Linked DNA regions of Homo sapiens: all the other regions are linked to region 1. A link is a loop called in an ENCODE intact Hi-C map of the cell type or tissue named here. Cell type or tissue: PC-9. All regions are shown on one strand.

Region 1 (8,000 bases):
AAAAAACTTAGAATGGTGACTTATAATAACTGGCATCCCCTAGGATTGCAGCTAATAGAACCAAGTTGAACTCTTACTATTCTATTTTTTTCTGTTCTATTTTTTCTTACTTTGCTAGTTTGTAATTCAAATTTCTCACACTGTGCAAATGTTGATATTTTTAGTACTTTACTAGATGAACTGAGAGTATTATGATTTACATTTTTCACTTTGATGGCAGGGTGTAGGGAGGGGACAAATAATTGAAGTCACTGCCCTAATGCCTAAAGTGAAACTTTGGAACCTTGGGCAGTGAGATTAGAATAGGATAGCACCTTCCTTGGTGACTTAAAGGCAATATGTGAGCAGCTGGGTAAAGAATGGCTGAATTACTACAGGAAATCTTTAATTTTAGGGTGTTCTTAGAAGTTTCATCACAGACCTCTGTAAACTTTTATATATAACATTCCACTGCTGCTCAAAGATCACTGCTACTGCCATAGGACAATTGCCAACACCAAAATACCAGAAGGCTGATTTGAGAAAATTAGTTTTCTCTGACTCCTGGGTAATGAATTAGGCTCTTTTTAGAAATTACATTGGTTTCTTAAGGTAACTAGGGTGTCGTTTAGTAAGTTGGTATTTTAGTCAAACAAAATATATACCTCTTTAGTCAGTACCATGCCTGAAGAGTAATTACACAGATGCTCCATGAATGTGGTTCTGAAAGGTCATATGGCAAGTGTCAGCCTTTTTATGACAACACTGTACTCTCTTGTAAGTGCCTGAATATGGCCCTTGGGAATGCTAACTAAAACAACAAGGAAAGGTTTATGATGCTAAGTCCTCCACTACAAACATTTCATCTCTTGTTACAGCCATGCAAATTATTATAGGTCCATTGACAATGGGAAAAATTTACTGAGCTTAAAACAAATCAGACAGTATTTAACGGTATAAAAAGTTAAAATGGAAAAAATATGTCAAAAAGCTTTGGGATCACTTAAGTTACTAAGCTAACTGTCTGAAAACTGTATATAGGTCTTACGAATATATTGTATACTAGAAAATTATTGGTAAGCTCATTGAGTTTCTTGTGTAATCATGTGCAACACAGTTGGAATAAACCTACTAAAACCTTACCTATTTTTTATGTTCAGACTACATGAGAGTTTCTTCACTCTTCTTCATCTATGCAGTTAATGTGTTCCCACTATATTTTAAGGACAATGGAAAATGCTGACATATGGAGATGTGTAAGAAAATTGTTCTTAAGGAGCCTGTGAAAATGTACTCGCTCCTCATTCTTTTCTTTCTGTTTTGGCACCTCCAAAATTATTAAGTGAAAAATATTAATCTAATTAACAATTTATGCAGAAAAGAATAAGTTAAATGTTACGTTGTTCACTTTTAGAGAACTAATCTGAACCACATGCACACCCATTCCAGTATCTTTATAAAATATCTACTCTTTTCTGCTATCTCACTCCTCCATGGTCTTGCATCCCTTTCACTTTAGGGCAAGGGTTGGCAAACTTTTCTGTAAAAAGTCAGTAGATATTTTAGGCCTTGTGACTCGTACAGTGTCACAACTACCCAATTCTTCTGCTTTAGGTGAAGGCAGCTATAGATAATACACAAATGACTGACCATAGGTATATTCCAATAAAGCTTTATTTGTAGACACTGAAATTTGCATTGCATATCATTTTCATGTACTATGAATATTATTCTTTTAATTTTTCAACTATTTAAAAATGCAAAAAACATCTTTGAGAATTGTACAAAAACAGGCATTAGGCCAAATTTGTCCCATGGGCCATAGTATGACGACTCCTGGTCTAGTGGCAATGCTGCTTCTTCAAGGGCTGAGTAACCTTCTGTCAATCAGAGTCCAAACGAAAATTCTCCAAAGATCGTTCTGTTTATAAAGTTTTCCCATATGAGACATTCAAAGCTTTAGGGATCATCAATGTGCCCATAATTTTCCATTGGTTTTCCCACTTTAATAGCTGGTCCATTGAAAAATATTTTAAGATTTTACAGGGACTTATTCTACTTTTCATCATAAGTATATATAAAATAATGTATGGGGGTTAGAAAAGGAAACCAGGATAAAAGGCCTATGGGTTCTGTTCCCAGTCAGTTCTTTGACTGGATAAATAACCTGACTGCTTCACATCTCATTTTCTTTGTCTAGAAAGTCAGAATTGTCAGGTGTTGTTACTAAACAGTTATGTTAAATGTTAAAGGACATGGTAGGGAGTGGTGGGTGGGATTATGTTTGTATCTTCCAGAGTTGCCACATTTTCAGAAAAAAAGTGTATACTTTTTAGTGCCATCACATACAACTGAAAAGATGAATATTTCTGAAGAGAAATAGGGTGGGTGATTTGTTTCAAACATTTTGACGTAGAAAATCTAAACCCAAAGATGACATCAAGCAAACTATAGCACAAAATACACATATGTAAAACCTCATGGTTTTCCTATGTGCCTACGATTAACAGGAGAGGTTTGGTTTAGGGGTCTGTAAAAATGTTTTCTTTCTTTAAGCATAATGCTCAGAGCCAAGACATCATCAGCTCCAGGCTCAGTCAGTTCCAGTCGAAAGTGTGAATGTTCAGCAAAAGGATGTTTTTGAAAGGAGACTGAAAACCCACTGTGCCAGATACCTGAAACGTTGTTAGGGTATTCAGTGGAAAATTTCATTTCCACATTATAAATAACTGTAGGATATTTTAAGAGATCCAAGACTAGTAACTTCCAAGAGCTGCTTATATTAGTTCCACTGAAATGTGAAATGGAGGAAGGATACTGAGAAAGGCCATAAAGCTGAGTTACTAGATATGATTAATTAAAATAAATAATCTCACTATTGATTAAATTGCCCTTAAAATCCCCAACCACTGAGGACTGCATAGTTTGCTATCCACCAAATAAAACAAAGGACAAAACAGCGATGGAGAAAAAAGGAGGAAAAGTCCCCAAGGTAACTTCTTAAATTCAATTCTAGAATTTTTTATTTGGAAAGCCCCTCTGGTGGTCCATATTTGAAATATTAATTGTTTCTTATTGTCTTCAAAGTTCCAGGAATTCTCTGTTCTATGGACTTCCTGGGAGGAGGACAATCCCAGAGAAGGTGGCATATCACCCACCATGGTAGTTATGGAATTTTGGTGTCACTTTTACCATAGAAATAATCAATTCCCATAACTGCTTCCCCCCTTTGCAGCCCCCACAGATTTAAAAACAAAAAACGAGCCAGGGATCTCTGTTAGACAGTGGCACAACATGCCCAAAGTAAAACTAGCCCCCTAAAAAGAAAAAAAAAAGGCAGGAAAAAAAAGCCATGACTCTATGAGTGTGTATGTATTTATGTGTGTCTGCGTGTGGACTTGCAAGAGTGTGTGTCCGAGTGCACATGAGTGGACGTGTAAGGTAGGACAGCAATGGATGCAGTCTCTCTCTCTCTTTTTTGAGGCGAAAGCCTGGCTTCCCTTCCCGGATCGGCCGCCTGTGGGACTCGAGAGACCTGTGCACGCAGGGGACGCGGCGGTGCCCGGGGTTAGAGCTCTCCCCTGTGACCGAAAAGATAATTAAAAATCGCACGCGCAGGAGCCAGCTCAGCTCCTGGCTGCGCTTCCAGTTGGTCCGGTCTGGCTAAATGGGTTCTCGCACCCTGGCGGCGCCCGGGCTGGGAGGCCAGTAGGCCGGGCGCGAAGAGTAGGTTGGGGACCAGGTGTCATAGCCGGTGGCGCAGAATCGCTTCTCGGAGTCACCGAGGGTGGCAGTGGCAGGCGGCGGCTGTGGGGCGGGAGGGGCGCGGCTTGGGGCTAGTGTCTGTGGAGGGATTTGGGGAAGAGGCAGGAACGTGGAGAGAAACGTGGGAAAGGGAAAGACCGACGAGGGAGGCGTGGAGCAGTGCATGGAGGAAGGGCAGGTAAAAATAAAGCCCCAATTAGGAAGGACAGAGTAGTATCCCCTGAACTCCATCCTTACCCCTCGAGAGCGCACACCTGGCTACCCCGCACCCCCACCTCTGCTCCCGCGGTCTGGCAGACCCTCAGTCCCCCGCGCATCTCTTCAGCGGGGCGATCCCGAGTCACGCAACCACAGCCCCCCAAGCTCATCTTGTACTCGAAAGGGCTCCAGAGTCCGCGACTGGCACCAGGCCCCCATCTTCCGTGCCCCTCATGCTCTCAGAGCCCTTCCAGGCCCCTTCTAGGGCGCAGACCCGGGCGTGGGCTCAGCGAGTGGGAGCAAAGCTCTAAAACCAGACAGGGAGGGTCGTGGCAGGTCGCTACGAGGGTGAGGGAGGCGTTTGCACTGAGCAATAAAAACACCCAGTAATGGGTATGTGAATTGCTTTAAATAAGATGGGAGGGCGTGAGAGATGACCCAACCATCTTTCTTCCTTGATGCTTCGAGGGGGAGGCATTCTAATTCTTCATTTATTTTATAAAATCACTTGTTACTGTGTCAGCTACTCCACTAGGAATCTTTGAAACTTTGGCAACTGATGATTTTTTTCGCAAACACGTTTTCAAGCTTTGGAAGGCTTTAAAGAGTTTGGTAATAAGCAAGAAACGTAGTAGTACACAACGCCGAGGGTAAAACGGCCCTGTGCCCCCTTCTTGGGGTGTAATAGCCTCAAGCGGATTTCCCGGCTTCTGCGGGCGCAGCACATTGTTTTATTTGTTTTGAAGGCTCAGAGTTTGAGGCTGGTCGTAGACACCCACGTGCTCTGACTCTCATCAGCGTAATGATCGACTTAGCCAGAGTCGTGTCTATATAAACCACAAAAACCTAATCATTAGAAATCCCAGCCTCCAAAAACCACATTTTAGGTAAAAAGTGCCGCTTTTTTTCCGCGCTCCTTCATCCTCTCGACCACAACTTTTTGGGGGATCCAAAGTCGCTTTTTAAACCCACACTAGGAAATAAATACATAAATAAACAGCCACGGAAGCATTTTGAATTTTTTAGTTCGTATTTTTAATTTTTCCCCGTGAGCGCTGGGGAAGACAGACACGAAACTTAGTCTTAGATGTAGAATAGACTTAATAAAATATTTAAATTCATGGAAAACGGCTGGTGCTTTTCCCCAGCAAGGGTTTTGCAACTTATTTTAATCACAAAGCTGACAGTTTTTCAGTCCTTAAAACAAAAACAAACAAACAAACACCTCATTCTTGTTCTCTAGGAATGACAAGATTGAATATATAAGAAAAAAGAAATGTCCAGCTATGCACTTGAGTTCCTAAAAACTATTTTGACTAGATCTCCCTCCACCCCCCCTCCTCATTTTTTTTGTGTCACTTAAAACAAAAAACACCCAAACCCTGCAAAATCTTTTTCCCTTGGGAGTCGCTCAGACAGAGGTGGGGGTAGAGGTGGGAGGGTGAAGAGTGCTGAGAAGTCAGCACAGAGGCTCAAGAATTTTCTTTCCTCCTCTCCTGAAGTTACAACGAAAAATAGCGACAGTCAGATCAGCCGGGGGCTCTCTGGTGTCTCGGCTTCAATCTCTTCCTACAAAGAGGGGGTTCCTTGTCCTAGGGGTGGGGAGAGCAAGAGGACGCGACCTGGCGAGATTGCCCCTAGTCTGGGGCCGCCTCTAGGCTTCGGAAACTGCACACGGCGCGCGGGGGGCTCCTTCTCGCGGCCGGCTGGCGGCGGCAGCGGCTGCGATTCGCAGGCTCGAGATTCGTTGCCCCGAGATCCGCTGCCCACGACTTACCTCTTGGCACCTTGAAGCGCGAGAGACAGGGGAGCTTTGCAAATTGCAGGAGGGAGTGGATGCAAAGAGGTGGCTGTGAGAGGGCGAGAAGAAAAGAAGGGAAAGGAAGGAGCCTAGCCGGGGAGCCGGGCTGGCAGCCGCCGCGGGAGGAATCTGAGCGTGCAGCCCGCGCGGGGGGAGCGGCGGCCGCCGCGGAGGCGGCGGCGCGGGAGGGCGGAGGCGCGGCCGCCTGCAGCTGGGTAGCAGCGCGCGGCGCGGCGCGGCGGTGGCGGGCAGCGCGCGGCAATGCCGGCCCCGGGGCTGGACTGCTGAACCCACACCGCTTCACCACCGGACTCCAACTGGGAGGGGGCGCCAGCGCACCCAGGACGCGGTGCCCCAAGGGACCCCATTCCAAGCTGCAAACTCAAGTCCCCCGCCTCCCCAGGCCAAACACACCCCCGCGCCCGTTCGCAGCTGCCACCCCGGGTGTTCCAAAGACTCCGGCAAAGATCTGCGCCTCCCGGGTCTCCCTACCCGCCAGCCCGACTGCGCCGCATCGCCAGACTCTGTTGGCCCATCAGACTCCGCCCGGCAGTCGGCCTCATCAAACTTGATTTCTCACCTCCTCAGCCCCATCACCTCCATCCTCTTTCCCCCCGTCTCGCCTTCACCCCCCCAATTTCCTCCTTGCCCCTCATTTCCACCCTCCTCCCCCTCCCCCGGCCACTTCGCTAACTTGTGGCTGTTGTGATGCGTATTCCCGTAGATCCGAGCACCAGCCGGCGCTTCAGCCCCCCCTCCAGCAGCCTGCAGCCCGGCAAAATGAGCGACGTGAGCCCGGTGGTGGCTGCGCAACAGCAGCAGCAACAGCAGCAGCAGCAACAGCAGCAGCAGCAGCAGCAACAGCAGCAGCAGCAGCAGGAGGCGGCGGCGGCGGCTGCGGCGGCGGCGGCGGCTGCGGCGGCGGCAGCTGCAGTGCCCCGGTTGCGGCCGCCCCACGACAACCGCACCATGGTGGAGATCATCGCCGACCACCCGGCCGAACTCGTCCGCACCGACAGCCCCAACTTCCTGTGCTCGGTGCTGCCCTCGCACTGGCGCTGCAACAAGACCCTGCCCGTGGCCTTCAAGGTAAGAGGCTACACCGCCCCCCGCCCCCGGCCGGGAGCGGCGGAACCTGCCCGCCGGTGTCTTCCTGCCCACGGGGCTGGGCCCCGGACGTCCTCCAAGACCTCCTGCCTTGGCGGCTCTAACCCCAGAAACCCCCGGCCGGGCCTCCCTCCGGATGCCCTGGCGGGCTCGGGGCTCAGTCCCTCCGCGCAAATCCCTCCCTCTCCCACCTGTGCCCGCTGCCACCCCGACTTCAGCCCTAGTCCCCCTGACCCGTTCAGCACTCCTCATGCCTCCTGCCTGGCCTTGATTCTCACTCACTCCTTCGCGCCGTCTCCCTTTCCCCCAGGATCCCCAAAGTACCCACTCTTGCACTGCGAGCGGACTTGCTCCACCCCGCCCCTTTCCCGGGGGCGAGGATCCCCGGCATTGTCCCCTGGGGCTCCCGCGTCCTTCCGGGACATCCCGGCCTGGCCGCATTGCGGGCTGCCCGCGCAGCCTCTCTTTGGGGCTCCGCGCGCTCTCACCCGCTTCCCTCACAGCCAAACGCCTCTCCTCAGGTCTCGGCGTCCCCTTCCCCGACCCGCAGAGTTCAGCGGTCCTGGTCCCTCCCGGGCTCCCGTGCCGGGATTCGTGGGGTGCCGGTGCCGGGCATTAGTGCCCGGGGCTGGGCGTGGGGTGCTGACTGAGGCGCGCGGGCTGCGCTACCAGTGCCCGGGAGGGTCCTGGACAAACCTAGGGTCTCCAGAGGAGGGGGTGTCAGGGCGGGGGCGTTTGCTCTGTTCGCTGACCCGCGCCAGATCCCGTTACCGGGAGGAAGGCGGGGCCGCTGGGGCGTCCGCAAGCCCCGAAGCGGGGGCGTTCAGGGGGCCTGGGCGCTGAACCCTCGAGTGCTGGGAGGCGCGGGCCAGGGGACGGGGCGGGAGCTCGGGCCGCTTCTTCCAGCCGGGACCGAGCTCTGCGCCTCGCCCCGCCAGGGAGGGATGAGGGAAACCTGTGGAACAACTTTAGTTCGCCCAACTTGAAAACGGAGGTGAAATTTTGTATTTTTGCTTTATTATTATTTTTAAAGGACTTAAATCTAAAAAAGATCCCTCCTGCTTCTGAAAGGTGGTGAGAGGCTCCTGCTGGTGGCCTGAGCACGGAGTGAGCTCGAAGGCTTGAGAGCGGCCTCTGCGCGCCCCGCAGA
Region 2 (8,000 bases), 240 kb after region 1:
GGCTGGGCAGTGTTACTTTATTCCCCAAGCAAATGGAAGGTGCTAGAGGACTCAGCCAGTTCCGCTGACTTACTGAACATCCTTGTCGGAAACCTTGCTGCCTATTGCTTTGGGGAATGGAGCCATCACCTCCCTCCTCTCCAGATGGGGTGTCCTACTGCTTGGTTGCTCAGTGTGGGTTGGGGACTTGGCAAGGGAACACCATGGAACAAACCAAGGAGGCTTTTTCTCTGAGGTGCCTGTCCCGGCTGACACATCTGTCACCCTTGGCTCCCCCCGGAAGTCCTGGAGCTTGATGGTGTGAAGAGGGCCCAAGTGAACTCCATACGGCTGGGCGCAGCTTGCCCGTTCACCCTGCAGGATCAGTCCTCCTGCCTGCCTATCCTAGCTGTCCCCCCGTCCTCCTGGTTGACTCACGTGGGAGCTGGCAGCAGGGGGCTGCAGTCGTTCCCTCCGCTCCTCGCCAGACTGTCTCTGCTCCCCACATTAATGGTGGTGTCCTAGCTCCATGTGACCCCGGCTTCTAATATTCTTGGGTTAGTTCAGACTATACAGCTGGCCCAACTCTAGGCTTCCTAGCCTTGTTAAAGCCAAAATGCTGTCTTTTACTACCCTGCTCTTTCCATCAAGTTCTTCAAGCAACCCGAGTTTTAGAAGCTAGATGACTCTTTTGGTGAGCTCTTCCTCTGGGGGTAGGGAGCCTGGGTTTCAGTAGGGCCTGGACTGGGCTACATCATTGTTATTTTTTTTTAATGGTAGTTTTAGAAAAGAAGGTTCAAAGGTGAGTGACCCTCCAGGAGGAAGGATTAAGTGGGTTGACTTGGGAGCCATTCAACCCAGGAGGCATTGCTAAGGAACATAATCTATTTTGCATTTCGTTTCATGAGCCAAAGTCAGTTATGGCATAGGAATAGCTTTCTCATGCTGTCTCTCCCTTTCTCCATTCTACAAAAATATTCATGCCAAATAATATGCAAGTTGTATAAACATCCCTTCAAAAAGCACATAAAGATATTATATATAGTCACATATGTCTCCTTCCAAATGGGTGTGTTCCTAGAGATGCATAGAGATATCTTTCACACCCTATATGTAAAAAACAGCCAATTTAAGAATTGGCAGAACAGCCTTGCCTAAGTGAGTAGAAAACTTTGGCTCAGGGCTCTCCAAACAATCCCATAAAACCCATGCTTGCTTTTATTGAATGGTGATGCATGAAAGACCAAGGGTGGCCAACTTGAATGAGGGCAGGAGCCAGCGTTCACAGGATTGTCATAAAGGGTGGCAGGAAAGTTTCTTTTTGCTGAAATTCAATCTATTCCTAGAAAAAAAAAATTGCTTCCAATACTGGCTGGCTGGATGTCACTCTTATGTTCACTTCTGCTGCAACATCATTTGAGCTCATCAATGTTCAAGATGTTACTTTTACATTTGGTCTTCTCGCCTCCAGCCTCATCCCATCCATTTCAGCCTCCACTCCACTGGCTGCCAAAGTAATCTTTTTAAAAGGCAAATCAAATCTATTACTTTCCTACTTAAAACCCTTTGGTGGCTCCCCGTTGCCTGCTAAAGTTCAAATTCCTTAGCTTGGTAGACAAACTCCCTCAACCTTCTGTCCTCCGTTACCCTTTAAGCCATTCCATGAAGTCCCCCAGCCCCATGGACGCTCCACTCCAGCCATTTCAGACGGCCTTTGAGGCCACAGTCTTCCAAGCCTCATGCATTTGCACATGCAATTTCCTCCACTGGCATATTCCCTGGGGATATGAGTGGAACAGTGATAGCATCTGTGGTCAGAGCAAGGGGGACAGGAAGATGATGTGGTAGAGTGGAGGGTGGCACTTTTAACTAGGGTGGCCAGAAAAGCACACTTGAGAAGGTGACTTTGAGTGAAGGCTGACGGAGATGAGGGAGACAGCCTGCAGATATCTGAGGGAAGAGCATTTCAGGCAGCAGGAACAGCAAGTGTAAAGGCACTGAGGTGGGAATGTGCTTGGTGCCTTCAAGGAATAGTTGGAGTAGGGTGAGCAATAAAGGGATGAGGTGTCTGGAAGTTGGGTGAGGACCATGGAGCTCTTGACCCAAACACTTGCCAGTGTTGCCAGTGGGAATGAGTGACCTGAGCCAGAAGGTTGGCTGTGAAATGCTTGGAGGTTGCAACACTTTGCTTATAATGCAGATGAGTGTAAGAGTGGTTCTGAAAGTGTCAGGCTCTAGACTTTACTTTCTCCCAACCTGCATCCACACAGTCTCAACAAAGCCATTTTACTAGAATTTGACACCCTGATGACTAAAAAACCAGACATCTTTGAGGAGGCATTAATGTTTAGTTAGAGTCCAGGACTGGGTAAGTAATCCTCATCCTCAGGAGCCTCCGGGGTGCTTAACCCATACCTGATCTATCATGTTCTCCATAGCAATTTATTTTATCAGCTCTTCCCATTCCCATTTTATAAACATTTATGGTAATGCCATATATAGATCTTTCAAGTGCTTGGACAAAATTGTGAATTAAGGTGTCAAACTTCTCCTCCACCTTTTTATTGTGGTAAAGTATACACAACATGAAATTTACTATTTTAACCATTTTTAAGTACATAGTTCTGTGGCATTAAGTACATTCACACAGTTGGGCAACCATCACCAGAACTTCATCCTTCCCAACAGAAGCTCTGTATCCTTTAAGCACTAACTCCCCCTCATTTTGCTTTCTGTCTCTATCAATTTGACCACTCCAGGAACTTCATACAAAAGAAATCATACAATGTTTTGTGTACTGGCCTTTGTGACTGGCTTATTTCACTTGGCAGAGGTCTCCAAGTTTATCCATCTTGTAGCATATATCAAAATTTCCTTCCTTTTTAAAGCTGAACAATATTCCATTGTATGTTTGTGCCACATTTTGTTTATTCTTTCATTCATGGATAGGCACTTGGGTTGCTTCCACCTTTTGACTCTCGTGAATAATATTGTTATGAACATGGGTGTACAGGTATCTGCTCTCACTTCTTTCTCTTCCCTTCTTTAAAGGTAGTCTTTGAGCAGAAGCACCTCTTGGCTGCTTGAATCCATCTGGATGGCTGCCCTTCTCCCTTGTCTTGACTTGGCTTTATTATCAATTGATGATGAAGTCTGTTTCTGATGAGCTCAACCCTCAGCCACCAGAAAATTAGGCTCTGAATGATATATACAGAAATAAATGTGTGATGACTTTTCTAATGTCACTCCTTGGGAAATCACTAGCACTGCTAGAAACAGAGACTAGGGATTTCCCCAGGGCTGGGCCTTCTCATTCTCAGATGGTGGCCCCTTAGGGGTCAAAGCCACAGAAGATGGCCAGTATTCTGCCTGGGAGAGTCAGTGGGCACCTCCCAGCCAGGGCTCCTGGACATCTCTTCGGAGATCCTGGTCCATTGGCTGCAGCAGAGCCTGGATGAAGCCAAGGCCGTGGTTTCAGCTGCCCCTGGGCCAACCCTCCTGACTCAGTGGCTATAGACTGCATTGCTACTCTCAGGCAGCTGACCTAAACAGCACTTGGACTTGAACAAACAAAATGAAAATTGTAAAAGAAATTTATAATAGAAAAAAATCACATGTTTTCAAAATAGAGGATGCCCAAATATGAGAGAGAATGGAATGAACTGAACAAACATGGGTGTTGGAATCAGCCAGATATAGATCAAGACATGGGTCTTATCAGCCATGGGGTTTGTGCAAGCCATCCAAATTCTGTGAGCCTCAGCTTCCCCATTTACAAATGGATATAGGGTCATTAAATGAAAAAAAAATAAAAAACATGAAACTTGCTTTTATTGAGCAGACCTTATTGCATATTAGAATCACCTGGAGAACTTTTAAAACCTAGGATGTCTGGGTATGACTCCTAGAGATACTGATTTAATTGGTCAGGGGCACCGATAGTGTTTATAAAACTCCCCAGGTGATTTTAATGTGCAGTCAAGGTGGCATATAACTGGCCTAGAGTGTAGCAGACCCTCCTCAAATATTAGCTTTCCTCAGTCCTCCTCCCATGCCTGCAAAAACTCTAGAAAGCACATGCCCTCCCTCACATGGAATAGCCTTGGCATCAGCTGCCTTGGTTCATATCACAGCTCTGTGCCAGTGACCAGGGTTCCTAACATAGCCGAGCCTCAATTTCCTCAATGGTAAGATGGGATTGATGACAGAAACCACTTCTAGTTTTCTGTGAAGATTAGAAGAGATAACGCATGGCTTGGAGTTAGAGAGTACACAATAAATGTCAGCTCTTATTGTGAGCATGGTCAGTGTCAAGTCAAGAATCCCATCATTTCCACTGCAGCCAGCCCTTCTCACCCCCTCCCTCCCCAAACCCCAAAGCAGAGAAACCAACCCTCCTGTTCCCTGCAGAGGGCTGGTCAGTTCCAGCTCTCCTGCTGAGCCATGTTCCTAGGAGATGCCTGGTGAGAACTTGGGATCAGATTGAGTCAGAGGTATTTGTAGACTTGACTCACCAGGTCTTAAAACCAGAAGATTGCCCTGTGGGTCTCATGACATTCCTGGAAAATAAAAGAAGTGAATATTATTGGGCTGAGTTCATCAGACACTCAGCCCTCCCTTTTGTATGCCGGTGCTTCTGAAGAGAGCAGGCAGCAACTTAGCCAAGTCTGAACCATCAAAGGCAATGGCCTGGTTGCAGTGCAGGGAGATGTTGCTTCTCCTGAAGACAGGTCTGTTCCTCTTTCCATTCCTCTTCTCTTCCAGTCCCCCAAGGCTATCGACTTTCTCCTCCTTCCAGGTTCCTGGGAAAATGTTTCTGAGGGCTGCCTCTGGTGAGGTGTGTCAGAGCTGAGCTATTTTCGAGGGCTGGGTGTGGGCTGGGAAGGGGCCACCCATATTCCAAAGAATAAGAAAGGGAAAGTTCCCCTTCTGGAGCCAGGATTTCTGGAACCTTGCACTGAAGCCCCAGCCAGGTAGGGGACCCATTTCTCTGAGGCCTTCTTTCCCCACACTGCGTCACATCCCTAACAATAGTAAGTCCTGTTGTTTCCACATCCCAACTATCTCTAGAATCTACTTCTCTGTATCTCCAGAGCCACAACCCTAGCAAAAGCCACTGCCATTTTATAATTTCTCACCTGCAACTGCAACCTCCTGTTTCTACTGTTTCTATTCTCTCTACCCTTGTCTTCCCAACCTGCCACCGGCAGGCAGGTAAAATTTTCAAAATATAAAACTGATCATGACACATACACGCATATGCACATTTAAGCTTAATACTCTTTCAAAGCTTCACATTGCTCTTGGGATAAAGGCAAAACCTCTAACAAGTCTGACAAGGTCATGTAGATCAAGATTTGGTTTGGCTATGAGTGACAGAAAACCCAAGTTAATAGGGGTTTGAATAGATAAGGTTTTCTTTTCTATGTGAAGAGTCTGCATTTCAACCAGTGAGGATTGGCACAGCAACTCCTTAAAGTGATGGGGGACTCAGACTACTTGAGTTATCTGCTCTGTCATCCTTAGTATGCAGTTTTCACTTCACAATCCAAGAGGGCTGCTTGAGCTCCAGCCATTGCAACCAAATCTCAGCTCACAGGAAGGAGGAATTGCACACAGCACTTCTACTTGCATCCTTCTGTGCAGAATTTAGTCACATGGCTACAGGTAGCTGAAAGAGAGGCTGGAAAATGTAATAATATTTTTTTCCAAGTGGCCATAGCCCACCAAAAATGGAGGAAGAAGGGGAGAATAGATATTGAGTGATAACTGGCAGTGTAAATCATATAGTACTCCTCTCCTGAGCATCATTATACCTCATGCCTTCTTCCCTTGGCTCTCTCCACTCCAGACACACTGGCTTTCTCCAGATGTTCCACACATTTGCAATACTCCCTCCTGCCATAGGCCCTTGCTCATGCTTCAGTGTTCTCTCCTCCCTCCTACTTAATTACTAATCCTTCAGAACTCCACTCAAGCAGAGTTCCCTCAAAGAACCTTCCAGAGGTCAGATCCTCATATTTAGAAGGGATTTTTTATCCTCCTCTTGTATGTTTAGCTTATAACATGTAGATTCTGTCACTGTTGCAATCACACATTTGTTTTGTATGACTATTTTCTGCACATCATCTGTCCCATGATGAGGACAGAATTTAGGCTTGGTTTTGTGCACTATGGAGCATCCTGCCTGGCACACAGTAGGTGCTCAATAAGTATTTCTTGAATGAATCAATGAATAAATTTAGATATTACCTAAAATGTATTAAAGGGGGACCAAGAATTAGGCAAAGGGTTTTCCTGGGGCAAGTCATAGGGAGTGGCTGAGAGGGGTTGGGAGATGCATTCTAAATAGTCCATCCAAATCTAGTAGGCTTTAGGTGTGGCAGAGAAAGTGTTGACCTGGAACTCAGAAGACCTGTTTTCTGATCTCAGCTCAGCCATCAACAGCTGGGCCACTGCCTAGAGACAGAAATGGTCAGATGTTGGGTATATTTTGAAGGTAGAGTTGACAACAATTGCTGACAGATTGGATGTGGGAATTGAGGGAAAGAGAAGGGTCAAGGATTAGTCCTGGGTGTTTGGCTGAACACACAGAAGGCCATTTATGGAGAAGGGGAAGACAGTGAAAGGAATAGCTTTTAAGGAGAGGGTCTGAAACTCTTATTTGCAAATGAGCCACATGTTCCCATAGCCAGATGCACACTTCAACTCTTCCACAGAGGAAGCCTAAGCCCCAGGCTGGGGGGTGTCAGTGGTGGAGAATACTAAATGGATGTAAAAAAAGTTAACTGAACCCCACCCCATCCCCCCAGAAAATGCCCAAACAACTGGACTTTCAAGGTGCATAGTTACCAGCCAAGTTATTCAGCTTAACTCAGCAACAAGATTGAAGAGAAAGTGGTCAGAAGACCTTGATACTAGGCTTGGTAGGAAGCAGTCACTTTGGGCTCAAAAGTCAGTGATGAGGGAAGGCATATCCATGCATAGTCACTGCAGAAATCTTTGAAAATTAAGAAAATTACAATCCCAGTACATGCCTCACATGCCTAACATCACCATGTATTTTCTCCCAATCTTTATTGTACACATTTTCCTGTAAGCAGTGGCACTCATCTGAATAATGTGATTTGGCAATTTCCCTTTCTCACTAAACATTATCATACATGTTTCTAAGTTGCTTTCTAAACAGGCTGTACTGATCTACTCAACTAGAATCAGTATATTAGAATGCTTCTCTCCTGGCAATCTTGTTCACAATGAGCGTTAGCAAAAGAATACTTTGACAATTTTATAAGTGAGAAATAGTAATTCATTATTATTTTAATTTGCAGGTTTAAAAAAATTTCTAGAGAGCCTGAACACTTCTCAAATGCTTGTTAGTTACATTTTTTTTTCAAGTGACCTTTGCAAAGATATTTCTAGACGTGGAAGGAACCAGAATAACCAATATTTAGTTAAATCCCACTTCCTTCACCTCAAGAAGCAGCATCTCTCCCTTCAAAAACCAACCATATGTATGAGGGGGATGGGGGTGGCAAAGCAGAGAGAAAGAAGTGCTGTGGTAGAAAGTTTGCACTCAACTGCTGCGTGGCAATGGCTCACCGCCAGCCTCTAGTCCACCTTCTTGTGAATGAGGGTGAAAGCTTTATAAGCAAATCAGTGCTAACTATAGCTGGTGGATGTCTGCTGTGCAGCTCTTTTGGATTTCCGCCCTAATCTGATCTGCCATCTGGGTTTTGATATGCACAGAGAGGCAGTCTGTTTTGGTGAGATCTACACCCCGTGTGCTCTCCCACTGACTCTGTGGGAGGACAGAGAGTCCACAGCCCGATCTGCTCCTTCAGGTAGGGACTCTGCCTGGTTTGGCTGTGTCTTAGAATATAGTGTAGCACCTGGCACACAGTAGGTTCTTATACATATTTGTTCTGTGACTGAGTGATCAGGATCCTGAAGGGATAACTAGGAGAGAGGAGACGCTGTTCTCTCTGTTCTCACTTCTATTCTCAGCTGTGTCACTAAAC
Region 3 (8,000 bases), 790 kb before region 1:
CCACCCAAGCAGGGCATGAAGCAGGAGGTGGTGGGCCGGGCACAGGAGACAAACCCCGCCTGCTTCCCAGTTTTGCTCCGAGAGTTAGCCTTGGCTAAGTGGAGCTCACCAGCCTCCCACACAGTGAACCCAGAAGTCTTCAGCCCTCAACATCCCCGTGTGTGTGTGTGCACGTGTGTGCGTGCGCATGCGTGCGTGTCCATATGCATGTGTGCACGTGTGTGCCCGTGTGTGCGCATGTGCATGTGTGTATGTGTGCATGTGTGTGCCCGTGTGTGTGGCGTGTGTGTGTGTGTGTGTGTGGTGTACTTCCTGCTTCCTCTAGAGCTCTTTCCTTGTTTCACTCTGACACTGTCTTTGACCGCCCTGAGCCGCTCCCCCTCCCCCTCCCCAGTGGTTCTGATGCTGCCCCTTAGCAGGTAGCTTTTTCAGATTCCTTCACTCTTTTCCTGGGTCTGCCTCTTTGCCTCTTGCCTGATTTCCCCTGGAGCCCCGGGGGATCTACGCTCCTGCAGGGCTGTGCCAGCCCTGTGAGAAGGAAGCCAGAAGTAAGAATCACCACCTAGTGCTAAGGGCAAAACATTGCGCCCAGTAGGTGCTCAGGCCAGGTCTGTGAGGGCGGATTTCAAGGATGAAAGCGGAACCGTGGACATTGAAATGTACATTGTGATGTATTTTCAACTCTTCTTTCTTCAAAGAAAAATAATTGGATGTAAAACGCTCCTCTCGCCCCTCACCCAGACTTCTCCTTTGACGCTGATTTTCCCAGCTCAGAATCAAGTATAGCATCGCTGAAGATCACCAAACTGCTACTTAGACATTTTAAAGATGCAATTTGAGTTCCAGGCAGGGAAAAGGGGTGGATAAAAGAGATTATATGATAATGACATGGCTGTGGGAAGCCTGTCAAATAAAGTGCATTTTCTCTGGTGGGCAGGCTATTTCTGGAGCTGTACGTGGGTCCCTACACTGAGGGGTGTGTTTATCCTAATGGGAAGCAGGACTGAGCTAAGCCACAGCTCCCTGTACAGTTTTTAAAGTCTTAAGATACCACAAGAGACATTTGCATTGTCCAGAGGACACATTTAGTCTGCCCTGGCCCGTTTAATGTGTGCTGACTTGGCTCTGACAGGGGCTGGAGGAAGGCAAAGGGAATTCTTACAGCAGAAGTGGGGAAAGGTGCATCCATCCAAATGTGCCCATTAGGATGCTTTTAGATACAAGAAAGAGAAAAGTCAATACTAACTGACTAAAATCGTAAGGAGTGCATTAGATCATCTCAAAGTAGCCCAGAGTTAGGGCTTCAGGTAGGGTTTGATCAGGGTGCCAATTCTGTTTTCCTGTGACCTTGTCTGCTCTGCCCCCTTCTAGTTCTTTGTCCTTAGGCTGACTTCCCTCATGGCTGCAAGATAGCTGCTGGCAGCAACTCAGGCAGTTGCTTCTTTGGTCACGTCCAGGGAGAAAGAGAGGAAAACATTTTCCTTTTGGTCTGAATGGGTCAACTGAAGCCACGAACTGGACAATTGGAGCCACTAGGCTAACATCTTCTGCCCTTGGCTTGCCCAGAGTTCTGAACCCCACCCAAGCAAGGAGGTTTGAGTGACTCTAACTGCTGGGATTGGATTCCCACGAGGCACAGGTGTCACATAGGAGGGTCAGGCCCAGGCCCAGACTGGACTCTGCTAGGAAAGTGGGGGAAGGTGGGTTGGAAATGAAAGCAGTCAAGCAACTAACAGCTTTTCCAGCCAGAAACAAGGGAGCCCTGTTGTAGCAGAGCCTCTTTTGTGGGCTGAGACACTGTCAGCCTGGCCTTTCTGCCTCTCAGAGCTGTTGGGGATCATGGAAGATGATGGAACGGTAGCAAGGCAAAATAGACATATATATGTATGTATAAAATATATGCCTATAAATATCTCGTGCCTCAGTTTTCTCCTCTGTAAAATGGACATAGCAATCCTGCCTTATCCTTCACAAGGAGAAATTTCATGTACTATTTTCAGTGCTCCTAGAGACCAGCTAGGCTAGCCAGATTGGGCTTGTTTTCCCCCAGAGAGGAATGATGACAACTCCAGCCCCTTGGTACCCTCTCCCTCTCCTCCCATCTCACCCTGTTCTAGGTTGGTCTTGGCAACATTTCCTCTGGAAAATAAGAAAAACAAATTTTCCCGGGGTTATCAATCACTGCCCCGCTTGACACATTGGGGCTGGGCTTCCTAGATCTGAAAGGGAGCACATATCGAAGCCCACCTGAGCTTGTGTGCCAGGTCTCTCCAGGAGCCCTGGGGCAGCTGGTCAGGGACAGTCAGAGGGGTGAAGCCTGCCTGGCTGGAGCCTGAGACAGGAAGGGAGAGGATGGGGTTGGAGCCTGTCCTCCAGGCCAGGGGCAGACCAGAGGGGTGGGTGAGCAGGGGTATTCTAGAAGGAACAGGGTCTGCTGGGGTGCTGGGGAGACACGGTGGGTTTCTGTACTCTGCTGTCACAGACAATGCAAGTTTCACCTGGAGCTGAAACCTCGGCCTTGAGGCTGCCGATTTCAGTCCGGAGGGAGCCCTTGGGAAGCGGAACTGATCATTTCCCAAGGCCTGGCCTCACTTTTCACGAAGATAAGGCAGCACTTCAGCTTCCTCTGAGGCCGGCAGCCCAGGAGCTCCTCTGTCCCCCTCCCTCCTTCTACAGGTCTTGTCTGCAGCCTGTCTCTTCTAGTATGGAAAAAGACAGAGAAACATGCAAGCCCAGAAACACACATGCAGCACATGCATCTCTTTCTCTCTCCCTCCCTCCCTCCCTCTCTCTCTCTCTCCCTCCCTCCCTCCCTCCCTCTCTCTCTCTCTCTCTCTTTCTCTCCCCTCTTCCAGGCCTTCTGTGCCTGGGCCCTCTGGCCACATGTGGAAAGGCTGTATTCTGTCTTAATGTAATGGAGGCAAGGCACAAAAAGCCATTTTCCTCTGCGGGCCCTCTTGCTCACTAAGATGGAGGAACTGGGAAATGCCCTGAGGAAGGGCCATGGGGTTCCTCCCCACTCAGGCCCGTTCAGAGCACATTCCATGCCCAGTGCCCTGCGGGGAGAAGCTGCTCCTGGTCCCCTACAGTGCCTTAAACAAAATAGTGACTACATACATAGCATGTAAGAGCTGGAAGGGATCATAGGGGGTTGGATGGTGAGGCCAGGACAAACCTGAAGTTTGACAGAGGGACAGGGGCCCAGAGAAGACTCTGCTGCAGCTACACAGGGCCCAGCCTCCCAGGAGACATGTCTAGCAGCCTAGGGAAGGGCTGTGTTCCCCAGAGCCCTCAGGAGCCCGCTGAGAAAAGCCTGAAGTTGCCAGAGCTCAGAAGCTCACCCCTGCTGACCACAAGATGGCAACAGAGCTTTGTATGAGCCCCAAGCTCGGGCGGGGGCCGGGGCGGGTCCAGCTTGCTGGGAGGAACGGACCCACATCCTTACCTCCATGGTCTGAGTATTCTTCTGATGCCTTCAGATCAGGATGAGAGTTAATTTAATGTGGGTCTGGGTGTGTCTCTTTTCCTGTTTTATTGCCTTGAGCTCAGTTCCAACTGTACCTGATGAGCGGTTCTGATCTTTCCTCTGTCCCTTTTACCTATTCTATAAGCTCCATAGGAGGGTGGGGGTGGTAGGAAGATGCCATTCAACTCACAGCACTCTTGAGAAGCTAGGTGGAGGTAAGCCTAAGATATTAAAAACCTGTTAGACAGTATAGATGAATGTGCATAATTTGGTGCTATGTGTGGTGCTGAATTTATATTTTTCATTTTAGAAGAAGAGCTAAAAGTGGCATTTCAACCTGGAAACAATATTGCCTGGAGCACAAAACCCTCTCTCCGGCAGCCTTGCAGGCTCCCTTCACCCCACCCTGTCTGGTGCTCTTTCCCGTCCAGCCATGCCTGGCCCCTGGGTGGGGCTGGCAGCTCTGGGAGAAGGTTGGGAAGGGGAGTGGAGAGTTGGGGGTTCATACCATCCACTGGCCAGGATCCCACTCAAATTGCTCACTCCATGCCAGCGGACTCCTGTGACGTGGCCAGTCGGGTATCCATTCAGGAACTAATTCCCATCAAGCTGTTCAAATAATGGTCATGGCTCCAACTCAGCCTTGGAAGGCTGTGGTGCCAGGGAAGGGAAGAACAAAGCAGAGAAGCCACCGTGCCTCTCAAACCTGCCCTGGTTAAGGATTGATGGAGAGAATGCGGGAGGAGAATGAATGCATTGGCTGCGCGAATGAATGGTGTGAATTAATGAGTGGTATAAATGAAGAAAAGGACGCCGTAGTGAGGAGAGGCAAGCTCTTCATCATATGCCTCTGGCTGGCCTGTGTGTGTTGCCAGCATTTTCGTGCCTCACAGATGGCCATGTGGCTTTGCAGAAAGTGTTCATAGACACCCAAGAAGTCAGCCATTGGATGATAGGACGCTGTGTGAGGAAGGCTTAACATGTTCTCTGCTTTGCTGCTGTCTCTGCCCTATGGAGGTCCTGTTGAAAAGTTGACTCACTCATGTAAAAATGAACATTTCGACCATGTCTGCCTGTCAGAGGCATTGGTTAGAGACCCTCTGCATGCTGCCCAAAAGACAACTTTGGAGGCAGCTCCGTGCATGGTCAAGGGCAAACATTATACATATTTTTATTAAGTATAGAAACTGTGTGTGTGTATATATATATATATGTCTCACATGCATAAATGTACAGTTGATCCTCATTATTTGATAATTCTGTACTTGCAAATTTGGCTACTCACAAAAATGTATTTGTAACCCCCAAATCAGCACATGTGGTGCTTTTGCAGTCATTCTCGGACATGGGCAGAGTAGCGAAACATTTGAGTCACCTAACCGGTGGGTGCATTTCCAGCTGGGGACAAACAAGGTGAAGCTCTGCTTTCTGTTCCAGCTCTCAAACTGTAAATAAGAGTTCTTTCTGTGGTCTATTTAGTGCCACATTTTTCACATTTTTGTGCTTTTCGTTGGTGACTTCACTGTTTAAAATGGCCCCTAAACATAGCACTGATGAGCTGTCTGTGTTCCTGCGCCAGAGAAGGCTGTGATGTGTCTTACAGAAAGTAAGACGTCTTTAAACAGAAACACACTGAAACAAGGTTATGTATTGATCCGTTGACAAAACGTTGTGACCAGAGACTCACAGGGGCCTACCTTGTATTTCCCCTGGAAGCAATGGTTCAGTATTTGCTATTCCAGTGCTTGTGCTGATTTTATAGAATATTGCTACCACAAATAACAAGAACATAAATATATATATTCAGTATCCGAATGAAACAAATATAGGCATAAATAATAAAACATCTCCTATCTACCACTCTCCAGCTCTGCTCCTCTTTCGTAGGGAAACATTGTTAACAGTTTAGGGTGCAGCCTCTGACATCTCTTCTATTAATTTACATACATAAAAATTAATATATATTACATAACATGCATAATTTTTATGGGAGTATTCTATGAAAGGAATTATATATATATAAACTATATATATATATAGTTCACCTTTTATCACTTAGATTAGGGGTTGGCAAACTTTTTCTTTTTCTTTCTGTATTTTTTTGGCTTATAAACAACAGAAAGGTATCTCTCCCAGCTCTGGAGGCTGGAAGGCTGAGGTCAGGTACCAGCACGGTCAGGTTCTGGTGAAGGTCTTCTTACTGGTTGCAGATGGCCAACTTCTTGTCGTATCTTCTCACCAAGACTGGAGAGCAGAGAGACTGGCAAACTCTTTCTGTGAAGGGCTGGAAAGTGAATATTGCTGGCTTTGTGAACCCCATGGTCTCTGTCACATGCGTTGAACTCTGCTGTTGCAGTGCAAAAGCAGCCGTAGACTATATGGGAATGAATGGACATGGCTGTGTTCCGATAAAACTTTATCTGTGGGCATTGAAATGTAGATTTCATGTAATTTTCATGGGTCATGAAATATTGTTCTTCTTTTCATTTTATTTCAACCATTTGAAAATGGGGAAGCCATTCTTAGCTTATAGGCTATTTAAAAACAGGTGGCAGGCTGGATTCAGCTTATGGGGCTTAGTTTGATAACCCCTGATTTACATGGTATCTTGGAAATCTCTCCCCGTTATGACATGTAGATCTACCTCATTGTTTTAATGGCTGCCCAGTATTCCATTGCATGCATTTAGCTCAATTTATATAACCTTTTCCTTATCAATGGACAAGTAGGTTATTCCAAACATTTCACTTAACAGAGTATCTTTGTGCGCATACCTTTATGGATATGTGTATTTCTATGGAGTAGAATTCTAGAATTGGAATTGCTGGGTGAAAGGGTTAAAAGGTACGTACACTTTGAAAGTTGATACATTCTGTGAAGACAGAATGAATACATTCTGGAGTAGGCCAGAAATTTTTTTTTTCTAGATTTATTATCCATCCATAGAGCTGGGCTTCTTGTGAGAAGTAAGTGGTCCATACTCTCTTGCTCTGTCCCAGAACGGAGTACTGCACCTAAGACCTGTCTAAATAAACTCATGTCACAGGGGTGCCGTGGCTCATGCCTGTAATCCCAGCACTTTGGGAGGCTGAGGCGGGTGGATCACTTGAGGTCAGGAGTTCGAGACAAGCCTGGCCAAGATGGTGAAACTCTGTCTCTACTAAAAAAATACCAAAAAACTTAGCTGGGTGTGGTGGTGCTCTCCTGTAGTCCCAGCTATTTGGGAGGCTGAGGCAGGAGAATCCCTTGAACCTAGGAGATGGAGGTTGCAGTGAGTCAAGGTCACGCCACTGCACTCCAGTGTGGGTGACAGAACGAGACTCCATTCTCAAAAATAAAATAAACTCATGTTTATTTTATTAATATTGCTCCATGGCTGCCCTTATTATAGGGTTGGTCAGGAGAGAGAGGCTAATAGCATCCAATCCTGCAGAGATATTGAGTAAGAGTGTCCTGGAAATGGGCCTTACTTTGTTGAAGTAGGAACCAGAGGAGCTCTTGGGGAGCATAGCCTTAGGAAAGAGCTCCAGTGTCCTGTTTTCAGGGTTGGGCAGCTTAGAGGAGCCTGTTTATGGGGTCACACCAAACAGACTGGCCTCCCGTGGGCTGGATGTTTGCCTCAGGGAAGCACAAGGAGCAAAGTCAAAGACTAATAATTCATGCCCAGCTGCTGGACCAAGGGTAAGCTGAGGCCACAAACGGGAAGACAGCCGGGTGAGTGAGGCAGAGGCAGATGGGGACTAAAGTGGGGGGTTGTGATGAGCAATTCAGGGATTCAGGACGGAGGCCGTCAACCCAGGCGAGCAGCATAAGCCATGCCCAGCAGGGCTGCAGCTGAACTCAAGCCAGGTGGCAGGGAATCATGAGTGGGCCAACAGGAAATATCGATAGTGTGGACAGGGCTTCCTTATGAGAAATTCACCTGTGTTAGGACAAAAATATGGCAAGAACTACGTAGGACAGCAGGGCGAGAGAAGATTTCTTTTAACTTCTGTACAGGCTGAAGGAAGCAAACCAGCAGAGAAGGGGAACATGAACGGTCAGGAGCAAGGAGAAGGGGTATTTGGCACCTAGTAGATAATCAACAACACTGGATCATTCATTCAACAAACATTAAACTACCAGGAGCCAAAAAGCACTCCAGGCTCTGGGAAGGCTGGAATGAATATGCCGTGCTCCCACTCTCTGGTTCCCAGTGGAGTGGAAGCAAACAGGCTCTGACACCGAGAGGTTTAATGCATTGCTGCAAAGGCTCTGACCATAACAGGGCAGGGGTGGAGGAACCAAAAAAGGGCAGGGCCAGTTGCAGGGAGGGGAGTGGGGCAACTGCCTGGAGAAAGATAGGTTTTTTGATGTGTTTGTTTGCTTTATATAGACTTTGTTTTTTAGAGCAGTTCTAAATTCACATAGTTACTGAGCTGAAGGTACAAAGTTCCCACATGCCCCCTAGCCCCTCACACACACAGCCTCCCCCACTGTCAACAGCCCCCACTGGAGTGCTACATTTGTTACAATGGATGAACCTACATGGATA
Region 4 (8,000 bases), 340 kb before region 1:
GAATTTAAAAATTAAGAAATTAAATGAATAAATAAACAAAACCTTCTCTCCTGAACAAAGCCAAAGAGAGTGAAATTGACAGAGAGAAAAACAATGCCTACATAATCTGGTCCCTATCTTACTTTTACATTTCAGCTCGTCCCATTTGATCCTTAACTCACTTCACTCCAGAAATACTGATATTTCTGTTTCTGGAGTACATTCCAATCTCAGTACCTTTATACTCCCTGTTAATACATGGTATTCTCCTTCACATTATTTAATTCTTTGCTCATGTATCATCTTCTCTGAGGTAATCTAACATTATTACTCCCAGTCCTTGTCCTAGATTATTTCCTTCATAGTAGTTAACACTATGTGATACTATTTATTCATTTACTTATTGTCCTTCTTGCATACCAAAATATAAGCTCCATTAGAGAAGAGACTTTCTTGTATATACCATTATATCCCCAGTACCTAAAACAATGGTTGCCACATTTATCAATAAGTCTTTGATGAGTGAATGAATGATAGAGCTCCTCTGTGGCTAGAAATCACCATCCAATCTAACTCTACGTCTTATATATACACTATAATTGTGGAAACAGGATTTTCTATCATATCTGAATCCACATACTTATACACCATTTAACAGGGTTCTACCTTAAGAGTGGCAATAAAAACACTGCAGTAGCTGCAGAATATTTTACTCTTGGGCCTGATAAAATATTGACAGAAACAATTCTAAAAGAACTGCCTGCTCAGCAATTTCAGCCAATTTTTGAGCCTGGAAAAAATAGGGGGAAAAAATCAAGTGAACTTTCACTCAGTTACATGAAAATGCAATGCATTAGTTTTATTTCATTTGGGCTTCTAAATAAAATAAGCAATTTAAATAAAGCCAATCAACTTGCAAATAAAGAAAGTGCCACATCTATGGCATTTTACACAAACTAGAAAATCTAGAGGAAATGGATAAATTCCTGGAAATACATAACCTCCCAATATTAAATCAGGAAGAAATTGAAACTCTGAACAGACCAATACTGAGTTCCAGAATTAAATCAGTAATAAAAAGCCTACCAACCAGAAAAAGCCCCAGACCAGACAGATTAACAGCTGAACTCTACCAGACATACAAAGAGTTGATATCAATTCTACTGAAACTATTCCAAAAAAATGAGGAAGAGGGACTCCTCCCTAACTCATTCTATGAAACTAGCATCACTCTGATGCCAAAAGCTGGCAAAGACACAACAACAACAACAAAAAGAAAACTTCAGGCCAATATCTCTGACAATTGTAGACACAAAAATCATTAACAAAATACTAGCAAACCAAGTCCAGCAGCACATCAAAAAGTTAACTGACCACGATCAATTAGGCTTTATTCCTGAGATGCAATGTTTGTTCAACATATATGTCAATAAATGTAATTCATTACATAAACAGAATTAAAAACAAAAACCATATGAGTATCTCAACAGACACAGAAAGAGCTCTCAGTAAAATCCCACATTCTTTCACGATAAAAGCCCTCAAGAAACTAGGCATCAAAGGACATACTATCATATCATACTACCAACATCATAGTAAAAAGGCAAAAGCTTGAAAGCATTCTCCCTAAGAATAGGAACAAAGTATGGATGCTCACTTTGACTACTTCTACTCAACATAGTACTGGAAGTCCTAACCAGAGCAATCAGGCAGGAGAGAGAAATAAAAGGCACCCAAATAGGAAAATACTAAGTCAAATTATCTCTCTTCAGAGACAATAGGATTCGACACCTAGAAAACCCTAAAGACCTGACCAGAAGGCTCCTAGAAATGATAAATGACTTTAGTAAAGTTTCAGGATATAAAATCAACATACAAAAATCAGTAGCACTTCCATACATTTATAACATTTTAGCTGAAAGCCAAATCAAGAACACAATCCCATTTACAATAGTCATAGTCACACAAATATCTAGGAATACATCTAACAAAGGAGGTGAAAGATCTACAAGGAGAACTATAAAACCCTGCTGTAAGAAATCACAGAATGACACAAATGGAAAAACATTCCATGTTCATAGATATTAAAGAATCATTATTATTATTATTATTATTATTATTATTATTATTATTTTTCAGACGGAGTCTCACTCTGTAGCCCAGGCCGGAGTGCAGTGGCGTTATCTCGGCTCAATGCAACCTCCGCCTCCCAGGTTCAAGCGATTCTCTTACCTCAGCCTCCTGAGTAGCTGGGATTATAGGCACACGCCACCACACCCGGCTAATTTTTGTATTTTTAATAGAGACAGGGTTTCACCATGTTGGCCAGGCTGGTCTTGAACTCCTGACCTCATAATCCACCCGCCTCAGCCTCCCAAACTGCTGGGATTGCAGGCATGAGCCACTGTGCCCGGCCAAGAATCACTATCTTTAAAAAGGCCATATGGCTTAAAGCAGGGTACAGATTCAATGTTATTCCTATCAAACTACCAACACTGTTTTTACCCCAATTAGAAAAAACTCTTCTAAAATTCTTACAGAACCAATAAAAAGCTTGAATACCCAGAGCAATCCTAAGTAAAATGAACAGTCAGAGGCATCATATACCTGACTTCATAAGGGTACAGTAAAAAAAAAAAAACCAAACACCATCGGTCTAGTATAAAAACAGACACATAGACTAATGAAACAGAATAGATAAGCCAGAAATAAAGCCACACATCTACAACCATCTGATCTTTGACAAAGTTGACAAAACTAAGCAATGGAGAAAGGATTCCATATTCAATAAATGGTGCCGGGATAACTGGCTAACTATAGACCTTCATTGGATACATTTAGCTAGCTAGCCAGTTATCCCAGCACCATGCAGAAGAATGAAACTGGACTCCTACCTTTCACCATATACAGAAATTAACTCAAGATACATTAAAGATTTAAATGTAAGACCTCAAACTGTAAGAATCCTAGAAGAATATCCATGAAACACCACTTTGGACACTGACCTTGGCAAAGAATTCATGACTAAATCCTCAAAAGCAAGCGCAACACAAAAAAAATTGACAAGTGAGACCTAATTAAATCAAAGAGCTTCTGCACAGCAAAAGAAACTATTGACAGAGTACGTTAGAAAACTTGCAGAATGGGAGAAAACATTCACAAATACCCATGCGACAAAGGTCTACGTCTAGAATCTATAAGGAACTTAAACAATCCAACAAGCAAGAAACAAATGATCCCATTAAAAAGTGGGCAAAGGACATGAACAGACACTTCTGAAAAGAAAACATACAAGCTACCAACAACATATGAAAAAAATTTCCATATCATTCGTCATCAGAGAGATACAAATCAAAACCACAATGAGGTACCATCTCATACCAATCAAAATAACATGTTGGCGAGGCTGCAAAGAAAAAGAAACTTTCATACACTGCTGGTAGGAATGTAAAGTAGTTCAACCACTGTGGAAAGCAGTTTGGAGATTTCACAAAGAACTTAAAACAGAAGTATCATCTGACCCAGGATCCTATTAATGTGTATACACTCAAAGGAAAATAGATCATTCTACCAAAACCACACATGCACTCATGTTCATCACAGCCCTATTCACAATAGCAAAGACATGGAATCAATCTAGGTGTCCATCAACAGTATATTGGATAAAGCAAGTGTGTTACATACACACCACGAAATCCTATGCAGCCATAAAAAAGAATGAAATCATGTCCTTTGCAGAAACATTGATATAGCTGGAGGCCATTATCCTAAGTGAGTTAATGCAGGAACAGAAAGCCAAATACTGCATGTTTTCACCTGTTAGTGGGAGCTAAACACTGGGTACAAATGATGTAAAGATGGGAACAACAGACACTGGGAACTATAGGAGGTAAGAGGGAGGGAGGGGGCCAAGGGTTTAAAACTACCTGTTGGGTCCTATGCTAACACCCTGGGGGATGGGATCCTTCATATCCCAAACCTCAGTGTCACTCAACATACCCATGTAACAAACCAGCACATAAATCCCTTAATCTGAAATAAAAGTTGAAATTTTTTAAAAAATTAATTAAAAATAAATAAAAATGTAGAAAAGAAAGTGCAAACATCTATACATTTGCACTAAGTGCCAGGGGAAAAATGTGATTTGAAATTTTTTCTGTCCTGTCTCCCAACACAGGTTTAAATATTTAATTAAATATTCTGAAGCATCTCTATGCACCCAGAAACAAAGTATTTATATACATTTTTGCTATTGCTGGAATTTTTATTCAACATAAATGTGTGTGACATTCTCAAATGATAATTTTCAACCCATTTAAAGCCAAGGGAAAACTACATACTCCATACTACCTGTTTTGTTTCTCCTTTTTTTACATCTGACAAAGTTCCTTTCAGACCTTTTGGGTCACCTGTTCTAGAGATACAACTGAACATATTTGGTACCTCATTTCTAAGAACTTGGTTAATTCTAGAATGAACTTGATGATTATGGAAAAAATTATTCAGAAATTATGGAAATCCACCCAAAAACCTGATTATATGAGAAATGTAGCAGAAAGTATTTAACACTGTAATCAAAATTCCTTTCTACTTATCTCTTGCTTGTATATGTTTTCCACATTTCTATATACTTATCTTTTCTGTTAATTAAGACAACATGAATGACAACTTCATTTGGCACTTTATCTCTTGAATGAGATTCAATCGAATACTGGATGATTAATAAGTAGTTGATGAATGGATCAAAAGAAGAATGATAATTTTTGCTTGTCTGGGGAAAAGGTATTACACGAATTATAAAACAACGGCTTATTAGGTAGAAATAAAAAACACAAGTATATTAAAAACATCATAACTATTATTTAAAACAACTCAATTATAATCCTCCTATATTTAAAATGTTTGATCTTTAGGTATGAGAAACATACTTCTCTGAAAATTACATTTGGAAAGTCAAACACTGAAGGTTGCAGGAGTTCTATCAGAAATTACTTGAAACTTAGTTTCTGTCACTGACTTTGTAAAGTTAAGCATAAATTAAAGGCTCAATCTTAGCTAAAAATTTTCATCCTATTAGTAATATCATTCCCCATTTTAATGAGAGACACAAAAAATAAAATGAACAAATTTCATTATCTGTATTGGCCAACTATATTTCTGACATACCAAATGCTTACTGCACAAATAAATTTTCTCCGAATTATATATACAGTTTCACCTAGTTGTGTAAAATCGGATATTAATCGACACCTTTAAACCTTATTACTAGGAAATCTGGGGCATTAAAATCATCCTTAGGAACTCATAGGAAATGGTAAACATATAATATCACCAAGTCTCCCTTTTTGAAAATTAGAAATAACTCAATCATGCTCCATTCCTGGTCAACCAAGAATTTTAAATTTATAATGCTTGCATGACTAAATGTGATTTTGTTCTATGACACAGAGACTAAGCATACATAAACTAAATCAGCCACTTAGACACGTAGCTTGAAGTACTTATGTACATAACAAAGCACTGGGATTTTAAGAATCTTGGTTTTAAAAACTCCCTCCAGCAATTCTTCCATCTCTAAAACTCTAGGCTTCTTAGAGTTTTGTTGCATTCAAAATGGCCTCAGCAATTGGTTCATAATGATGTCACAGGAGTAACCAGAAAAACTGTGCATCACTGGTACTGAAAATGAGAGTTATTTATCTGTGAATAGGTACACGGCTAAAATATGTTGAACGTAAATCTATTTCCATAATTATTAATAAATAAAATTTAATATTTAAGATATCAGTAATAGTGAACACTAGGTGTCAGTGTAAGAAACGGAAAAATATTTTTAAAAACCTGTTGTTTCCAATCAGGTGTATAACAATAAAATCAAAAGCAGCTGTGACCACATTTACTTATAATTACATAATTCGGTTAACAAGCCAATCTTTCTTTCAAACAAAAATTTCTGTTCCAAAACCATCAAGAGTTTAAAATCAGATTAAGCTAATTATTAGAAGTTACAAGTCTTTTGTAACCTTGGCTACATAAAGCATAGCAAATTTTTACTTTTAAGAATATATATTTTGAAGAAAATTCTACTTTTAGGAATACATATTTTGAAGTGTTAAAGTGCAGAACTACTATACTGCATTATTTTCGTTGGTTATTTTTCAAAATAATAATGCTGGATGATTAATAAATGATACTGAATTTTAAGCTTTTCCCCAAACAGAAGTTTCCCACATAAATTTCAAGTTATTAAAAGTTAAAATGTTTAAAGGGTCAATTCACAAGGAAAGGGCACACGAACTTAGGAAGTACAATTGCTTCTCTTAAAATTTTAGTACCTAGAATTTTTCTAAAGTATAAATGCTATCATTTATACTAAAAATATCATCTAATAACTTTACCAATATTTCAGATAAAGAGTTTTCTCTATAGACTTTTGAGGGTAAATGCTTTTAAAACACAAGTTTTAAAAAGATTATTATTAGCAATAATAATAAAAGGAAATGTCAACATCAAAACAGTGTCCCTAGTTTTATGAAAAGGCACTTTACAATTTACAAACACATTCATAGTATTACTTAATTTACACCTAATAATAATAATATAAGAAATCTATACTCATTTTAGCACACTGGTCAAGTTTGGGGGCTTGAGCTCTCTGTTTCATCTACCTATTTATCCATTTCTCTGTTTCACCTCCCTCAAACTCCACATTACTATGTACTTATGAAATCATGTATTTTTCAAGAATGTTGGGAAATTTCTTCACACAATATTCTGAAAACCATCAAGTTTGAAAAAGAAACAAAACTAAACATAGAAGTCGCCACTAAAATACAATATCTTAGGACTCGAAGATCATTTAGGAGAATATTCAAGGATTTGCTGGATAAAAATAAGTGCTTTCAGTCAATGCTGTTTCTTATTTCAATGATAGTTAAGTTCTATTCCAATTATAGAGATAAAACGAGAAGGCATAAAATTAATGGAAAAGCTTCCTAAGTCTCCAGGATTGAAATGAATTAAATTTAGATCATTCTGCGTCTGCAGGTTTCTTCTCAGGGACATAAAATCAGACGGGAACTGACAAGAAAGGAACAAGGAAACTCATGTTTAATAAATTATCTAAACTGGGTTTTAAGAATGTTGAGGTATCTAAGAATATTGGCAATAAAAAGTAGAGGTAGGAGAAATAGTGACAAAACTGTATAAGGCATGACATGCTAAAGCAGAAGGGTGGCCTCAGAAATACTGCATGCTATGAATCTTCGAGCGCTCTTTCTGCCTCTTAGTGTCTTTGCCTTTGACACTCTGTTACTCCAAATGTCAAAAAATTTTTTGGCTGCCATTAATCCTGTTCCCATTGGCAAATAATGTAGACCAGTGTTAGGTCATTTACACACATTATCTTATATAATGCCTATGATGTAGGTAAATTCCAAGAGATGACTAAATGAGGACTTGGATTAAGGAATATGCTCAAGACTGTATAACTGGCAAGTTATGAAGCCAAGATTCAAATCCAGCAATGTTTGTCTCCAAAAACATTCCAGTCTACAAGCATTTACCAACTCATGGCTCACGAACCCTGTGGGTTTTGCAAAAGTAATCAGGGATCAGGGGAGTCACATCTAGAACAGTGATTACCAAATGAGAATATACCAAGTTAGTACATATAAATGTACTAACAACTCAGTATTTCTATCAGTTTCTCACTCAGATCAATACTGACAGCTGTCATGGTAGATTTGATTGTTATATGATTTTAAATTCATTTATTCTCTGTGATATGGAATTTAATTTATACCCATACTGAACTATTGTTTACAGGTAGTAAGCATAAGTAGTTGAAGCTAAAACAAAATAATATATAACAATTACACTAACTTTGTAAATTTGATATCTTTCTTTACCAGAATAAGATGTATTCATCTGAAGGAAAGTAGAATTCAGTACATTGAGATATGGACTTCAAAATATCATATGAATGGAAAATATAGTAGCAAGTATACACAATTTAGCTT

The links. Peaks named below come from ENCODE experiments on the same cell type or tissue, not always from the same donor. Only the 100,000 strongest peaks of a DNase experiment are listed, where the experiment ranks them.
Region 2: a loop joins it to region 1, with 3 times the contacts of the local background. A loop is called at or near these places in 7 of 110 quality-filtered maps.
Region 3: it touches region 1 in a loop (21-fold over the local background); 6 of 110 quality-filtered maps call a loop at or near these places.
Region 4: a loop joins it to region 1, with 2.7 times the contacts of the local background. A loop is called at or near these places in 7 of 110 quality-filtered maps.

The regions. Positions count from the first base shown.
Region 1 is chr6:45,416,126-45,424,125 of GRCh38, forward strand. It overlaps RUNX2 (RUNX family transcription factor 2), which reads left to right. Exons shown (of 9, transcript NM_001024630.4): 3 at 6,468-6,832. It overlaps LOC124901324 (a long non-coding RNA gene), which reads right to left and starts at 6,091. Exons shown (of 2, transcript XR_007059602.1): 1 at 5,720-6,091; 2 at 4,954-5,534. In PC-9, CTCF peaks have their summits at 3,544, 5,650 and 6,073; DNase peaks (open chromatin) are centred at 3,616 and 6,136; H3K4me3 peaks cover 5,160 bases; H3K27ac peaks cover 2,175 bases.
Region 2 is chr6:45,651,536-45,659,535 of GRCh38, forward strand. No RefSeq gene overlaps it. Among named protein-coding and RNA genes, the nearest start is that of RUNX2-AS1, 79 kb to the left of the region's middle. RefSeq lists an enhancer at 4,161-5,360. In PC-9, no CTCF peak of the experiment used is centred here; a DNase peak (open chromatin) is centred at 4,526; H3K4me3 peaks cover 761 bases; H3K27ac peaks cover 4,138 bases.
Region 3 is chr6:44,627,248-44,635,247 of GRCh38, forward strand. No RefSeq gene overlaps it. Among named protein-coding and RNA genes, the nearest start is that of MIR4642, 200 kb to the left of the region's middle. RefSeq lists enhancers at 1-184, 185-692, 2,546-3,166, 3,789-4,408. In PC-9, CTCF peaks have their summits at 3,363 (motif pointing right) and 3,571; no DNase peak of the experiment used is centred here.
Region 4 is chr6:45,081,095-45,089,094 of GRCh38, forward strand. The region is part of intron 3 of SUPT3H (SPT3 homolog, SAGA and STAGA complex component); the gene reads right to left. Among named protein-coding and RNA genes, the nearest start is that of MIR586, 110 kb to the right of the region's middle. In PC-9, no CTCF peak of the experiment used is centred here; no DNase peak of the experiment used is centred here.